Linked DNA regions of Mus musculus: region 1 is linked to region 2. A link is a loop called in an ENCODE intact Hi-C map of the cell type or tissue named here. Cell type or tissue: gastrocnemius. All regions are shown on one strand. Each heading gives the region's core, and the rest is flanking DNA. Links, peaks and the distances in the headings are about the cores only. Region 1 overlaps Gm33004 (a long non-coding RNA gene). Region 2 overlaps Tex9 (testis expressed gene 9).

The links. A loop is a pair of places that touch in the nucleus more often than their neighbours do. Peaks named below come from ENCODE experiments on the same cell type or tissue, not always from the same donor. Only the 100,000 strongest peaks of a DNase experiment are listed, where the experiment ranks them.
Region 1: a loop joins it to region 2, with 2.6 times the contacts of the local background. A loop is called at or near these places in 4 of 42 quality-filtered maps.

The regions. Positions count from the first base shown.
Region 1 is chr9:72,517,217-72,522,596 of GRCm38, reverse strand. It overlaps Gm33004 (a long non-coding RNA gene), which reads right to left. Exons shown (of 3, transcript XR_379620.4): 2 at 2,658-2,765; 3 at 391-965. It overlaps 4930509E16Rik (RIKEN cDNA 4930509E16 gene), which reads left to right. Exons shown (of 3, transcript NR_045735.1): 2 at 296-396; 3 at 3,307-4,347. Among named protein-coding and RNA genes, the nearest start is that of 4930509E16Rik, 12 kb to the left of the region's middle. In gastrocnemius, for the core only: no CTCF peak of the experiment used is centred there; a DNase peak (open chromatin) is centred at 3,148.
Region 2 is chr9:72,470,421-72,475,800 of GRCm38, reverse strand. Tex9 (testis expressed gene 9) reads left to right here. Exons shown (of 12, transcript NM_009359.4): 10 at 2,009-2,143. Among named protein-coding and RNA genes, the nearest start is that of Gm33004, 16 kb to the left of the region's middle. In gastrocnemius, for the core only: no CTCF peak of the experiment used is centred there; no DNase peak of the experiment used is centred there; H3K27ac peaks cover 335 bases.

The DNA of each region.
Region 1 (5,380 bases), core at 289-5,288, 47 kb before region 2:
TACTTATCTGGTCAAGGACAAACTATTTCACTTCCTAGAGTCTGTTTCCTATAATGAACATCACCTTTTTCATAGGCATGAGAGAATTAAGGGAGCTAACATATATGTGAACTATTTAGTGACACACATTGGGATTACTAGGCAATGTCATGCTTGTGTCTAATTAAGTGAAAAATCAGGTTTGGTCATATACAGTTTATATTCAGGAAGGAAAAGTTGTGACTAGCAACTGTGAGAGGCTGTTTTGCTGATACTGAAGAAACACCTGATCATTAATAAGGTACATTTTTCTTAGGCATATCTGTGATGCAGGGAAGACCCACTCAGAATGTGAGTGGCACCATTCTATTGGCTGGGTTCCAAGACTGAACAAAGCAGGGAAAAGGAGAAAGCCAGGTGAGTTACCAGCATCTGTTTTGCTCCATTTGTTCATCCATCTAGATGTGACCAAGCAGTTTCACACTCCTACTGCTTCAGCCTCAAGCAGTTTCTGCCACTATGCCTGTACCACATCTTTTGCCAGTTGGAAAATATTTTCCCAACAGAGATGGATGGGCTACTCCATGTGCCAAAATAGATCTCTCCACCCTATAAAGGGTCTCGCCTGTTCTAAGCTGGCTACCAGAGCAATGCACTTCTGATCCTTCTGCTTTTGTGTGGGGCTGGGGATTGGACCCAGGGCTTCATGCATGCTGGGAAAGCATTCTACTGACTAAGCTAATCTCCAGCCCCAGTATTTTCTTCTGTAAGTTGCTTCTTGTCAAGTATTTGGTCATAGACAGTTTCAGGTGCTGCTCTAGCAACAAGTTTGCCTTCTCAGTCCCCGGGAGCAGGTTTGATGTGACTCTTGTCTTCTTCCAATAAAGTCTTCTACATACAAAGACGTTCTTGATCATATGAGGGTTCTCATTGGTTCAGAATGGCATCCTCTCTGAAGTTTTTCCTATAGTGGGACTTTCTTGGACCTGCCAACAATATAAATAATACACAAAGGCTTTTTAATATTTGATAGCTTAGGCCTTTTAGCTAGGGTAGTTTAGCTACTCTAAATGTAACCTGACTAACTAGCCTACATCTGGCTGTGTGGCTAGTTCTACCTCTCTGTTCAGTTCTGGTCCATCTGTTTACCTCCATGTCAGCTGGGTGAATCTCCCACATCTCATTTCTTCTCTAAGCATGTGTGTGTCTGTGTCTCTGTCTCAATTTTGCTCTCCGAAGTTCTATCCTTAACTTCCTGTCCTGTTATTGGCCTGCAGATTTTTATTACAGCCAACCAGTAGTGAGGCAATCTCTGATACATTTTTTTTTCTTCGAGACAGGGTTTCTCTGTTGATACATTCTTGATTACCTTAGGCAGGTGAGGAATAACAAATATTTACAAAATAGAAAGCCTAGTTATGGGCCACAGAAATGGCAAAACCAGAACCTGCCAGCATTTAGCTTTCTGCCAGTACAGAATTAGCAATTGAATATACAGAGACACATCATCACACAGTGTACCTCAGCAGTTTCCTCATCCACTCCCCACTCCACCCACACTTCCATCTCTTTTCTGGGTCTTCTATAATACCTTGCACTGCCTTATGTCAGACACTTTCTCAGAATAGGAGTATTTCTTGATTCCTGTTTCTAGCCTTCCTGTATTGTGGTTTTGAATGCTGTGAATCATATATGGTCTTAAAGTGTGTTTTTATTCTCTGTATCTGCAATATAAAAGGTAGTCACTGCTAGAGTAGCCAAACAGTCCATGTTGTTGAATTGAGTGACTGAATTTTAAACATTTTAAGAAACAAAAGATTGAATAAAGAAAAGGGTATGGGCTAGGAAGAAAGCTTGATAACATAGCTGAATAATAGCGGGGAGTTGAGGATTTAGTTAATTTGCACTTACAATTCATCTCTCTGTGAGACTGTACAGCTCTTCTCAGCAGCTGATTTTTATCTGTTCAGGCTGACATCTGGTCCTGAGACTCTTTAGCCTTTATGCTAAAGTAATTCAGGCCAGTTCATTGTTCTCAAAGAAAACAATCAGTTATGTCCAGTTTCTCATGTGGATACAGATCCACACTCTAGACAGGCCAGGATTGAAGCTACGCTCAAAGGGGCTGTGTGGGTGTCAGAGGCTAACATTCTGCCTGACTTCAGCCCTATGCTTTAGGAGTTCTTTAGCTCTTTGACTTTCTTTCCCAGTTGGTAGAAGTGGCAATTATAAAAACTCCCTTGCACAACTACACTATGGATTCAATGAAAACCATTCATGAAAGTAACATTGCAATACTTTATGGGAGTATGTGCTAAATACTTGTGATTTTTTTCCTTCTTTTCTACTTCTGGCAGGGAGAGAAGAGAGGTGAAGAGTAGGGTAATGGTAGAAGACCAGACAAAGACAGGAGTTGTGAAAAGCAAAGTGGACTCAGACATGATAGTATATACTTTTATCCCAGATCTCAGGAGAAGTTAAGGCAGGATGATGAGTTTGTGGCCAACCTGGGCTACATAGTAAGGTCGAGTCTAGCCTGATGTATAGAACAAGAGCTTATACAAAGAAACCGAGAAGCAAAAAAAAAAAAAAAAAAAAAAAACTAGCCAGGAAACAAAAATGACAACAGCCTGGTTACTGTGTAACTGCTTAAAATCTGATGAAGTACAGATCCTTACCACACTGCTCCTGAGTAGCTGACTCCAGAGTCCTGATCAGCATGGAAGGACATTCAAACACTGCCAACAGATATCAAGACAGCCCAGCACTAGATGGCAAGCAGTAGCCTTGTGTACCCCAAGGAGAAAACATAGAGACTCAGAGTTACCATCTGTTATTGGTTGACTCTAACATATCCCCTATAGCTCAGGTTTTATTGTTTATTTATTTACTATTAAAAAGGGGATTGTGTGTGCCACACAACCTGTGCAGAGGTCAGGGGGCAACTCTGTGGAGTACATTCTCTTCTACCTATACATGGCTGCTGGGGATTAAACAGGCTTGTGTGGCCAGTATTTTACTTACTAAAGCATTTGCCAGCCCCAAGGTTTTGTTTGAATGCTTGTTTCTCAGCTGCTGGCACCATTTAGGAGATGGGCTTCCCTGGTAGAATTAGGTTACTTGGAGTAGGTCATGAATAGAGCTCTGCTTCTGGCTTCAGACTGCCTCCTGGTCCCCTGCCATGTGATAAGTTACCACATGCTCCATGGACTAAGCCATTCTGCTGCAGCTCCCCTGATGAATCTGTAAGCCAGGATAGTATTTTCTTCCCATATGTGTTTCACTTCCAACACCCATGCCTTTTTTTTTTTTTTTTTTTTTTTTTAGCAACCAAGGATTGAATTTTGGACATTATGCATGCTGGTCAAATGCTCTACCATTGAACTACATTCCTCTGAAGTTCTTAAGTCATTTCTATGGTATTTAAGTCACAGAAACGCAGATGTGACTAATACCCCATCTCAGAAAATTATAAGAGTGTGTAGAGGTGTACAGCAGCAATTCCTCCAAATAACAAATACCAAGGAGAGCAGAAGAGAAGACATTTATAACCAGTTGGTAAACGTCAAGGACTACTTCAAGGAACTCCAAGGCAGTGTTTCTCCTGAGGTTCCTAAAGAAGAAGGAAATCAACCATTCATATTAAGGTCTTGAAAAACTCCCAAAATGTAGGCGATAAGGGCCTGTTCTTTCTACCTGTTTTAAGAAGGTTTTGGCTAATTAGTGTTAAAAACCGTTAAAGAGCTCCCAATGGACTCTAAACAGGCTTATCAGTAGGTAGGTGTTGATGTGGCAGGGGTGGCAGTAGAATTCTAAAACGGGATAACTTGTTAGCTCAATTTTTCTCTCTAAAAATGTTAACTTTGTCAGTGATTGCTAGTTAGTGTTAGAGATGGAGAAAGTGGCTAGAAAGCACAGTTCTGTAGCCAGTGTCTCTTGCTCCTGTGAAAGGATACTTTTAAAAAGGACAGCTGAGGGGGCTAGAGAGATGGCTCAGTGGTTAAGAACATGGAGTGAAATTCCATCAAGCACATGGTGGTTCACAACTATCTATAAGGGCATCTGATACCCTCTTCTGGCACGTGGGTGTACAAGCAGCAAAACACTTATACAAGAAAGAGGGAGGGAGAGAGAGAGAGAGAGAGAGAAAGTTTTTTAAAGGACAACTGAAGAGACTACCCAATTTTTTTTGAAAGGCAGATGACTCAAGACTAAAAACCCTCTCTACTGATGAAAGTTATCTTGTTGTTTTCAGTCTTGTCAGAAATATCACAGGAGGTGGGCTTAAATTTTCTTTCTATGTTAGAGATATACAGTTTCTTTTAAAATATTTGGAAATAAAAATGGCAAGATCATAAGTTGTCACTCATAAATGATGTTTCATGATGTCCTGAAAGAGTTTAACTGAAGATCCTGGGTAGGAAAAGTTAAATTAGGATTTAAGACTGGACTACATTTCCCTCCTCACACACTTAGGGAATCACAGAAAAGACAGAGATGGGAGTGTGGAGTAACTAATAGGTAAGTGATCAAAAGGTGCCAGCAAAGATGCAGATGCTTTAAAAAATTTATTTATTTTATTATATGTAAGTACACTGTAGCTGTCTTCAGACACTCCAGAAGAGAGTGTCAGATCTCGTTACAGATGGTTGTGAGCCACCATGTGGTTGCTGAGAATTGAACTCGGGACCTCTGGAAGAGCAGTCAGTGCTCTTAACCACTGAGCCATCTCTCCAGCCCGATGCAGATGCTTTTAGGAGATGGTATCAAACCTTAGGAAAACAAACTAGAACATTTGTACCACAAATACAGGCTCCAGGCTACTGAGAAGGTAGAAGAAATATGGGACTTAGTGAACAGCAGATCCTACAGTAATGAGCAGAGGGACTGACGAAGATACTGCCAGCTTCTTTCCCTTCATCTGCTTGTAATGCCTATAGTTAAAGTGCATTCACAGATCCTGCAAGGCAAGGAACAGAGCAGTCACAAGGGACTCCAGGAGAGAAGGCCCCTCTACAAACAAAGATCACATCTCCCAGCATGCCTGTCACATTGCCCAAAATCACCAGCCCACCTGTTTCAAGCCAAGCAGAGAGCTAAAGAGTAGAATAAAAGAACCGTACATGTTTATGGAAACTCCAAACTCAACAAATAGAAGATGCAGCACATAGAGTTGATAAATGAGAGAAAGGGTGAGATTATTTTATAAATTTATAATTTTAAGAAAAGCGTAAGTATGTAAGTTATATGTTTATATTCTGAGTGCTGGGACAAAAGGTATGTCTCTTTAGTTACAGAAAGTAACTATTTGTATTGGATGTGTTATTTGGGAAGCAAACTGACTTTCTTTTACTTTTACCCTTCTCATCCTTTGAGACAGTCTCCTGTGTAGCCAAGTTTG
Region 2 (5,380 bases), core at 271-5,270:
CTGGGGGGCAGCTCTGCAGCAGGAGCCGGGAGAGAGCGATGGTTCCCAGCATAGCTGCCTCCCACAAAGCTGTGCGGAAGGGCTGCGCAGCAGATGGCAGCCAGGCGCAGCTTGGTTTGTTTAGAGACCTACATAAGGAGCAGCATGTGTTTTGTTTTGTTTTTCCCTTTAATTACTCAAAGCCACAGAGATGAGTTTCAAAGATGATGTGATATAGCCAAGGAAGAAATGTTTAAAAAGACAAGTGTCTAAAGTGAGCTCTGTCTCTACAGTGATTCCTGGGTGTACTGAGTGCTCTTGGAGGCTCTGGGCCAGCCCGGCCATGTATTGTGTGGGATGCGATAGAGGTGTCAATATTACAAGACAAGCCTGAGTCTTTTTTTTTTTTTTTTTTTTAGATTTATTTATCTATTATATGTAAGTACATTGTAGCTGTCCTCAGACACTCCAGAAGAGGGAGTCAGATCTCGTTACGAGATGGTTGTGAGCCACCATGTGGTTGCTGGGATTTGAACTCCTGACCTTCGGAAGAGCAGTCGGGTGCTCTTACCCACTGAGCCATCTCACCAGCCCACCTGAGTCATTTTTAATATTTAATTATTTATATGCATGTGTATGCCTGCATGCCTGTCCACCAAGGGCATATGGTTGTCTATGGCCAGAATAGGGAATCGGATTCCTGGAACTAGAGTTACAGGCTGTTGCAAGTTGCCTAATATGAGTGTTGGCAGCAAATGTTCTTAATCACCGAGCAATCTTTAAAGCCTTTATGAAGATACTGGTAGTGCCTTTTACATGCAACTATGATGCTGGGACTACAGAAATGAAAACCGTTGATAGCTTTAAAAGTTTGCACTGCAGAGGGAGAAGCAAGCAAGGAAATGGTTTTAGCGCCTGCAGCAGATGCTGTGCTAAACCATTATCAGGATGGTCTAGAAGCCCTCAAGAAAAGGTATCAAATCACATTAGGTAACAGGGGATGTACGGGAGGAGAAAAGTCCATGTCCACAGGGAGAGATGCAAACAGTGCCGTGGAAGCCCCTAATGGAACATGCGTGGTGGGGGAGGGAGTTGTTAACACCGAGTTTATGAGGTGAGGTATTTTCTTCAAACATTAACCGTCCACTTGCAGCAGCTCAATAGCTTAGAATAATTGCACAAATACCCCATACTTTACAAGGTAATGCTGTTTCTGCTCAGGTTGGAGAATCCCAGTGGGGCTAATGTACAGTCCTCCCTTTATCTATTGTTTCTTCAGGCAGTAGACTTGGTCAGTTCTCCAAGAGCACTGTCTATGGGCAAATGATCTCTTACATTGGTCTTTTGGAGGGTTTGCAGAAGGCCTTGAGTGAGCTAGATGTGGAGGCGCATGCCTAGAATCTCAGCGCTCAGGAGGCAGACACAAAAGGCTTGAGAGTTTTAGCCCCTCCTGGGCTACACTGCAAGATCCTGACTCCAGAAAAATTAAGTTTTAAAAGTTGTGCTCCTAAAATAGATATGGAGGATAATTATATAGTGTTTTGAATCAGTAGAAGGAGGCAGAAAATACTAAACAAAAAGAGCAATATTCACTGGAGCTAGAGAGATTGCTCAGTGGCTAAGAACACCAGCTGCTGTTCCAGAGGACCCAGGTTCAATTCCCAGCACTCACATAGCGGCTCACAACCGTCTGTAACTCCAGCTCCAGGAGATCCGATGCCTTCTTCTGGGCTCTGCAGGCACCAGTCATACAAGAGGTGCAGAGACAGCCATGCACGCAGATAAAGCACCCACCCCCCACAAAAACAAAAGGGTAGAAATTTTAAAAATTATAAAGGCAGTCACAAGTACATTTTTAGGTGTCTTTTTCGAATACCCATTTTGGGTGAGAAACCCCTGAGAACTGTGTCTCTTGATGCTTAGCCTGCAGCCCTGTGTGAATGAAAGCAAGAAACACAGAAATGAAATAATGTCAGACATAAAAGGGAACTGACGATATTTCAATACTCCCTATTTTTTAACTGCACAGGAATTAGAAAGTAAAAGAAGATTACAAAAACAGGCTGCCTCAAGTCAGAGTGCCACAGAGGTCCGTCTGAATCGAGCTCTTGAAGAAGCAGAAAAGTATAAAGTGGAGCTGAGTAAACTCAGGCAAACTAACAAGGTATGCAAAACCACACAGCTCCAGGAGTGCTCACTCTTGGGAGGGCTCACCCTTGGGAGTGCTCACCCCCCAGAGTGCTCACTCTTGGGAGTGCTCACTCTTGGGAGTGCTCACCCTTGGGAGTGCTCACTCTTGGGAGTGCTCACTCTTGGGAGTGCTCACTCTTGGGAGTGCTCACCCCCAGAGTGCTCACCCCCAGAGTGCTCACCTCAGGAGTGCTCACCCTCTGGAAGCAGTGGAAACCATTGTTTGTTTACTCGTTGCAGGGAGGGGGTGAGTGGGGTGAGAGATGTGTGGGGTGGGCTGGGGCACACATACCATGGTACTCCTGGGGAGGTCAAAGGACAGCTTCATGGAGTTGGTTCTCTCCTTCTACATTTTCTATGCAGTTGAGGGATCAAACTTAGGTGGCCAAGCTTACACGTTAAGCCTTTACTCACAGAGCCATTTCACCAGCCCAGAAAACAGGACTTTTGAAATTAAAATTCTTCATGTCATGATGAATGTTCATTTTAATAGTAGGACATTTCCACTAGTCAGAACTTTATGGTTTGGCTGTTGTTGTAATTGGGTGACTGCACAACTTTGGAGGGTTTATTCAGATCTTTAGAGTGGCCCATGTTCTATGCCAGATTCTTTCTGAACTTGTGGATAAACAATGGGAAAAGAAAGAATTTTTCATATATCACCTGCTACCTTCTTCTCTGAACCTCAGGTTTCTGCCATTCGTAGGGAGGGGCTGTATTATGGGGCCACAGTTCTGAGCATTGAGCACATAGAGGCTTTTTGTGAAATTCAGACCTTTAGGCCTTGGCCTTGGAGCATCTCCTCAGGTTAGGGTGAGGCAGGAAAATGGCACTCTCATTTTTGGTGGTAACTGTTACAGATGTGTCAGCAGAGTCCTCAGTCAGTGCCTTGATGTCTGCTGCCCTAGAGGAGGTGGACACTGACGTGAGGGCCTTTTGTTGGTTCTATAAAGTGAGTTCTGCATCATCCTGATGGGATTGCTTCCTTAGGACAATCAGTACCTTAACAATGACTTAGAGAGAAGAGCCTCAAACTGAAGGAGGGAACTCAAGTGAGCAGTCGTCATGATGGAAGAAACTGAGATGAAGACAACTCATTATCTGTACTTAAAGGATAGAAGAACCTTTAAGTTGACCTCTGAGCAGTTGCAGAAGCTAAAAAAGCACTTGGAGACAGACCATTACCCTAAGAAGGAAACTCTGCAGGCCTTGGCTGAGGAGCTCATACTGTGGAAAGAAGTCATCAGATCCTGGTTCTTCACTCAGCATCAAAGAGAGATGAGGCACAGATGGTTTTTAATGGGCTACAAGGGTTGGATAACGCACTGTCACTACTGTACAACAAGAAGGACTGCCAGGCAGAAGAACTCCAAGGAGTGTCCTCAGAATGGCGTTGGACTCCCCGAAGCGTTGGAAGCCTTAAAGAGGCTCAAGCTCTCTTCTGGTTACCAAAGCAGAGATGGCATGTCACAGGATTTCTGACTTTTCAACTTCTTTGTTGGGGCAGGTGTCTGTCTATGGAAGAAGGTACATTAATAATAAAGCTTGCGCCGGGCGTGGTGGCGCATGCTTTTAATCCCAGCACTCGGAAAGCAGAGGCAGGCAGATTTCTGAGTTCGAGACCAGCCTGGTCTACAAAGTGAGTTCCAGGACAGCCAGGGCTAAACAGAGAAACCCTGTCTCGAAAAACCAAAAAAAAAAAAAAAAAAAAAAAGCTTGCATTCATAGAAAAAAACAAAACAAAACAAACAATGACTTAGAAACCGCCTCGTTTCATAGCTGATGGTGCATTCTGAATTTTCTCAGTAACACTGGCTAGAAACAGAGACCTTGGCTAGTCTTCTGACACAAGTACCAGGAGCCAGCATACGGCACCTTAACTAGAGAATTTCAGTGAGTCCATCTGAGGCCCCTCATGCTGCGGGACCGCTTGTTCCACGTTCAAAGGTCATCAGAGATGATCTAACAGAGATAAGTCATCCTCGAGTACCAACACTCAGCACGCTGTTCAGATAAGAAAGTCAAGGAGAGTAACTTGCTGATTTAGTTGTTGGTTTGATTCCCCCCCCCCCCGCCCCCCATGTTAGGAAAATAGAAAGGGAAACTGGCTTCTTGGCAACAGGTAACTTTCCTTGTATCTAGCAATCTTGAAAATTCAAGTAATAAAACCTTGGTATATGAAAAAGTGGATATGTGCAAGGTTGACACAACTTATTTCAAATTTCAAAAGCTTTTAGTGAGACCTCATCTCAAAACCAGAGAAAAGACTTTCGACTCTTTTACCTATTTGCATATTTTTAGGATTTGTCACTGGGGATGTTTAGGCTCCACAGTGGCTTTGTTTTTTCTTAGCATCTAATCTGTGTGTATGTATTCTCTGGTGAGACCTTTATATCTTCTTCTTTTTAGACATGTGATTAGGTAAATTAAAACTTTCAGGTCCTTATGTTTAAAACATGACAAGAAAATAGTAAGGTTTCCTTAAAATGGAACAAGATTCTCTCACAGTCATCAGAAAGTTAAAGATTTGTTTTTAAAATAATGACAAAGTTATTTTCCACAGATGCTAGGAAACAGAAAATTGGGTTTTAAGGTAAAGGTAACCTTTTGAACTGAAGTCAGTCAGCCTAAACCAGATGAAGGGCTACAGGGATCTTTATTATTATTATTATTATTATTATTATTATTATTTATTTTAGTGTAAGGCTGTGGTGTGTGTGTGTTATATGTACAAATGTATATACACACATGTGTATTGAAGGCCAGAGGTTGACTCTGGGGCCAGGGTTGACACTCCATCTTCTTCAATCACTCTGCCTTATTTGTTGAGACAGGGTCTTGTACTGAACCAAGAACTGCCCCGTTCCTTTAATCAACCCGAATAGACTGCTCCAGGATTGCACGCATAGGCAATGATTTACATGGGTGCCAGGGGTCCAGACTATGGTCCTCGTACTTATCCAGTGACTCAATCCAAGCCCTCTCTGGATGCTTCTCTTTTCCCTTCTCTTCTCTTTTTCTTCTTCTTCTTTTTCTCTTTTTCTTTTTTGAGACAGGGTATCTCTGTGTAACAAGCCCTGGCTGTCCTGTACTCCTTTTTTGTAGACCAGGCTGGCCTCAAACTCACAGAGATCCGCCTGCCTCTGCCTTCCAAGTGCTGGAATTAAAGGGGTGTGCTACCATGCCCAGCCTCTCTGTAATCTTAACTGTT